2 separate regions of the Homo sapiens genome follow, and region 2 is linked to region 1. A link is a loop called in an ENCODE intact Hi-C map of the cell type or tissue named here. Cell type or tissue: HCT116. All regions are shown on one strand. Each heading gives the region's core, and the rest is flanking DNA. Links, peaks and the distances in the headings are about the cores only.

What was found. A loop is a pair of places that touch in the nucleus more often than their neighbours do. Peaks named below come from ENCODE experiments on the same cell type or tissue, not always from the same donor. Only the 100,000 strongest peaks of a DNase experiment are listed, where the experiment ranks them.
Region 2: a loop joins it to region 1, with 12 times the contacts of the local background. A loop is called at or near these places in 87 of 110 quality-filtered maps.

What each region holds. Positions count from the first base shown.
Region 1 is chr3:53,194,672-53,197,578 of GRCh38, reverse strand. No RefSeq gene overlaps it. Among named protein-coding and RNA genes, the nearest start is that of PRKCD, 35 kb to the right of the region's middle. RefSeq lists a silencer at 1,469-1,518. In HCT116, for the core only: CTCF peaks have their summits at 267 and 1,461 (motif pointing right); DNase peaks (open chromatin) are centred at 358 and 1,518; H3K4me3 peaks cover 819 bases; H3K27ac peaks cover 854 bases.
Region 2 is chr3:53,133,639-53,136,545 of GRCh38, reverse strand. No RefSeq gene overlaps it. Among named protein-coding and RNA genes, the nearest start is that of RFT1, 4.7 kb to the right of the region's middle. In HCT116, for the core only: a CTCF peak has its summit at 1,639 (motif pointing left); a DNase peak (open chromatin) is centred at 1,645.

The DNA of each region.
Region 1 (2,907 bases), core at 255-2,754:
GGAGGCTGAGGCAGGAGAATCACTTGAACCTGGGAGGTGGAGGTTGCAGTGAGCCAAGATCGCGCCATCGCACTCTAGCCTTGGTGACAGAGTGAGACTCCATCTCAAAAAAATAAATAAATAAAAAATAAAATAAAATAAAGACATACCTGAGACTGGATAATTTATAAAGGAGTTTTAATTGACTCACAGTTCTGCATGGCTGGGGAGGCCTCAGGAAACTTACAATCATGGCAGAAGGTGAAGCAAACACGTCCTCCACGTGGCGGCAGCAAGGAGAAGTGCAGAGTGAAGTTGGGGGGGGCGGGGAATGTCCCTTATAAAACCATCCAATCTCGTGAGAACTCACTGTCATGAGAACAGCATGGAGGTAACCGCCCCCATGATTCAATTACCTCCCACTGGGTCTCTCCCACGATACCAGGGGATTATGGGAACTACAGTTCAGGATGAGATTTAGGTAAGGACACAGCCAAACCATATCAATCTTCTAAGCCCCACTTAAGAAGCCTGATTTAGGAACTGGCGTTCAAGTTCTGAAGACTTAAATCACTGAGGCTATGTGAAGGGCTGATTCAATCTGACGACCAGACTCAAGGAGTGCCCCAAACCTCACATGTCTGGCCTGATCTGGGCTGTGCTGACTCAGGCCTGGCTCTCACCTTTGGGGGCCTTTGTCCCCATTCCTTTCCTTTGCTGCCAGGTCTTGTATTTTCAGCTGCATGTATCTCCCCCTGCCCCAGCCTAAGGAGATAAAGTGCCTGGGAGGATGGTCAGCACTCAGGAAACCACAACCAGCTCCCCAGCCTCTGACACCACAGTCGTCCGGGATCACGTGCTGGGCACAGTCAGGGTGCAGGGGGGAGCTGAAGATCCCATCCAGCTTTGAGGGAGGCCGAGGAAGGGGCAGGTGCATGGTGAGCTCATGGGCACGGTGGCTCACGCCCGTAATCACAGCACTTTGGGAGGTCGAGGTGGGAGGATTGCTTGAGCTCAGGAATTTGAGACCAGTCTGGGTAACATGGTGAAACCCCAACTCTACCAAAAATACAAAATTAGCCAGGCAGGGTGGTACATGCCTGTGGTCCTAGCTACTCGGGAGGCTGAGGGTGGGAGGATTGCTTGACAAGCCCAGGAGGTCGAGGCTGCAGTGAGCTGTGATGGCACCACTGCACCCCAGCCTGGGTGACAGGTCAAGACCCTGTCTCTAAATAAATTAATAATAAATGGGGGAATGTGGCTGTGACGTTGGAATGGTTGAATTTAGGGCGGTCCGGAGATCCTAAAAATACCAGGGGGCTGTCTAGCTGTAACCTCCACGTCTCTGAACCTCTCCAAAATGGTCACCCAGTACCTCTTTATTGAAATATTTCCCCAGGGAGTAGTGACACGAAGTGAGAAAGCCGGCGCTCCCTTCCACGGGGGTCCTCCCCTCCTGGGGTCTGCGGCCTCAGCGCCCGCGAGCCTTCTGGCCGCCAGAGGGCGCTGTAGCCCAGCTGGGGCCGCGTGCTTTCCGCACCGTTCTTCCCTAGCCACCAACCCTCCGCCCGTGGTCCTTGCGCAGGCGGGGCGCAGGTTGTGGAGGGGATGCTCGGGCCTCTGCGGGCCAAGACTGGGCCATACAGGCAGGTGACTTCGCCTTCCAGGGTGTGGCCTGTTCAGAGTAGCATTTTCTGGCTTCACCAGGATGACTGGGCAAAATGCAGATTCCCCAACTGGCTCTGCGCAGGTGGGACCGCAGGGGCAGCTTTCAAAGTACTGATGCCCGGCCCTCCACAGATCACCGAGTAAGTAGACCAGGGCAGCCTGGCATCGGCTTCCAGTGACAGCCAGGGCTGAGACCCGCTGGTTAGAACTTGACATGGTACCAACACACGCTGAATTTGGGAGCCACTGCCTTAAAGGGACTTGGGGTCTCGGCAGTCCATTCATTCATTCATTCATTCATTCATCCATTCATTCATCCATCCATCCTTCCATCCATCCTTCATCTCTGCAGCTCTTTGCTGTGCCTGAGACCTTGGATGCCCTCACGAGCTGGCCTGTGGAACCACAGGGTAGAATCTGGCTGCATCTTTGATTCTCTCAATGTCTCTTTTTGCCGATCACTTGGCCCTGCACCACTTTCCACGCCAGGAGAGTATTTAACCAGTTCCCCGGCTGCTGGGCCTTCTGCTTGCTTCCAGTTTTTCCATTAATCCATGCAGTGGTGGGCTTCCTGGCAAGCCTTCTGGGGCCCTTGGGTGAAGTTCCCAGGTAGCTCTGCCTGAAAGGCACCACTGGGTCATGAGGCGGGTGCATTTAACCGCCCACCTGCGGTCCAGTTAGAGGACTTGCACTCGAAGTGCAGTGTGCAGTGGACAGGCCTGCTCTCCTGAGCATGTTTCATCCCACCCGGGCACGGGGTCATAGTGGCTGCTGTTTCCTATGCACCTAGTGCACGCTGAGCTCATGCCCTGCACTTAGAGACATCATCACAGTCCACGGCAGCCATCATGGTAATCCCCATTTTACAGTAGAGGAATTTAGGGCACTGGGAGGTTAAGTCATTTACTGAGGTCACACAACCAGGGACATGCACAGTTCGAACCCAGGGCTGTCTAGTAGCCGAGCTCATGCTCCTGCCTCCAGGCCCTCCTGTATCCATGCTGCTCGGCCCAGCACTGATGGGGCACCCAGCTCTGTTTGGCCCTTGCAGGGTCGGGGGTAGGCTGGCTGCTGCTCAAATACCTACTTGGCAGGTGGGAGGCAGAGGGCAGTCTGCCTGCTTCAGGGTCCCCAGGTCCTAGTGAAAGTGTGGTTCAGGGCCCAGCCTTAAGAGGCATTTCCTGAGGCTGCTGGGTCAAGCCTGGCACCCACCCAATGGCTGGGAATGGGCCTGGAATGGTGTAGCCTCCCAGGCAGTTT
Region 2 (2,907 bases), core at 308-2,807, 61 kb after region 1:
CTGCTCCTCTCAGGACCACCAGCTCAGCACTGGCCACTGACTGGTGAGTGGAAGAACCTCTGCACTCCGGAGCAGCCACAGCCAACTCCTGGGTCCTCCAACAGGCTCGGCAAGTTCCCACCTGTGAGCCTTCATCGTTACTGTGTTCTCAGCCTGGCATGTCCCTCTTTTTGACTAAGCCCTTTTGCCCTTCAAGATTCACTTCAAAAGCATCCCCTCCAGGAAAGCTTCCCTGATTCCCCAGCCAAAAAATCTGCCCCCTGACTCCTGAGTTCCCCTTGCCAGTTTTTACCACCTCAACATACCTGGTATCACTCTTGTGTTCCCCTCAAAAGGAGAAAGCACTGCTGCCTGAGTGAGCAGTGACTGTGGCTTATTCGCCCGTGTGCCCCCTTCTGACGCCCAGCGCAGAGTGCTGAATGGAATGAAACATACTGATGTGTGAGCTTTGCAGGTTACTGTTTTCCCTGTGCCCAAATCAATGCCCAGAGGAGAAGGCAAAGCCAAGGCCCCATGATTGCTCATTGCAACCCATGGGCAGACCCTGGGTCCCAGGGGCTGGCTGCCCTGTGTAGTCTTCCTGGCACCGAATTCTCCCAAGGCCCTCACGTAGGCACGGCCTCCAGCCCCTACTGCTCTGACCTCTGGCCCTGGGCCCAACGCTAAGGCTTGTCTAGCCTGGAGGCAGATCTCAGAACTTGCTTTGCTTTTTGAGGCAGAGAGACTTTTCTAGCTCACTGAAGGAGGCAGCTTTTCCAAGGTGCCTGAAGATCCCACCTCAGGCAGTGCTTCTGAGAGCCTAGATCATTGTATCAGAAGCCCCCAGAGGCTGGGCATGGTGGCTGGCCAGGCACAGTGGCTCATGCCTGTAATCCCGGCACTTTGGGAGGCCAAGGCAGGTGGGTCACTTGGGGTCAGAATTCAAGACCACCAGCCTGACCAACATGGTGAAAACCTGTCTCTACCAAAAATACAAAATTATCTGGGGGTGGTGGCGCGCACCTGTAATCCCAGCTACTTGGGAGGCTGAGGCAGGAGAATCACTTGAACCTGGGAGGCGGAGGTTGCAGTGAGCTGAGATCACACCATTGCACTCCAGCCTGGGCAACAAGAGCGAAACTCTGTCTTAAAAAAAAAAAAGGAAGAAGGAGAAGGAGAAAACAAAGAAAAAGAAGAAGCCCCCAGAGTGTTGGTAAATGCAGATTCCTGAGCCTACCCCAGAATTGCTGAGGTGGAGCCCAGGAATCAGCATTAACAATAAACCCTCTGGGTTAGGTCTGGTTAAGGGACTGAAAGCCACACTGCCCAGTTCAAATTTTGGCACTACCATTCACTAGTACTTAGGCAAGTCCCTTAACTTTGTCAAGCCTCAGTTTCTTGGCCTGTAAAATGGGGATAATAATGGTGCCTACATTGTAGGGCTGCTATGGGAATTAAATGAGATCATGAAAGTGAGGTGTCCAGCACAGTGCTTACTTAGACAGATGTGGACGACTAGTATCACAGCTGCATTATCATGCCCTGGGACTTTTGAGAGAGGCAGAGCCTTGAGAGAGGCAGAGCCTTGAGGTCCTGCTTCTGGAAGGGGCCCTGATGGAGGTGCTCTGGGACGCAGAAGCCTTGGCCAGGCAGCGCCCTCACCCAGGACGATCTGCCACCTAGTGGCTGGTGTGTGGGACCATGCCCAGTTCTCCTGCCTCCACCTAGCTGAGATCCATGGCCCAGCTGGCCAGAGGTTCCACCCTGTCTCCTGGCCCACTAGCAGCCTCCCTCCCTGCTCCTCTGCCCTAGGAGCCTAATTGGCTTGGCACCAGCTCTGGCACTTCCCTCCAGCTTTGTAATAAAATAGGTGGCTTGGGTCAGATTTCCCTGGCAGGGAGGCTACCTGGCACAGACGCAGGAGGCGGGGAGGAAGGCTGGGGAAAACGGCTCCTTCAATGACCACCAGTTACAGCCTGGTATTCTCAAGGGGCCACTTCCTCTCCAAGAGGACCAAGAGTACAAGAGCCCTATGTACTTGTCTTTCTTCCTTTCCTAGTCCTTCATCATTCATTTATTCCAATGCACTTACACATGCATTCATTCATTCAATATTGAAATGTTTACTATATCCCAGGTGCTCAATGGTGATCACCAGGAATTGGCAAAGTTTTTCTGTAAAGGGCCATCTAGCAAATATTTTCAGCTTTGTGGACCAACCTATTCTGCTGTTGTAGCAAGAAAGTAGCTATTGATAATATGTAAACAAACGGGTACGTGTGCTATGTTCCAATGAAACATTATTTGTGGACACTGAATTTTTTTTTTTTTTTTGAGACAAGAGTCTCACCCTGTTGCCCAGGCTGGAGTGCAGTGGCATGATCATAGCTCACTGCAGCCTTGATCTCTCCAAACTCAAATGATCCTCCCACCTCAGCCTCCTCAGTAGTTGGGTCTACAGGCACGCACCACCATGCCTGGCTAATTTTTGTATTTTTTTGTAGAGATGGAGTTTCACCATGTTGCCCAAGCTGGTCTTGAGCTCCTGACCTCAAGCAATCCACTCACCTTGGCCTCCCAAAGTGCTGGGATAACAGCCGTGAGCCACTGTACCTGGTGGACACTGAAATTTGAATTTTATACCATTTTCATGTGTCATGAAATATTCTTTTGATTTTTTTCCAACCATTTACAAATGTAAAAACTATTCTTAGCTTGTAGGCCATACAAAATGCAACGTCCAGTGGGCCATTACTTGCCAGCCCTGAGCTGAGTCCTCCATGGGCAAGACCATGGAGTATGCAACTCCCAGTGGAGCGTGCAGGCCAGTATCTCCAACAGGGTCAAGACCTTCAGAGATCCTCACTGGGGAGAGGGAATGCCTCCAAGCCTACCACAGCTCGACTGCTGCAGCCCTCCCAGACTCCA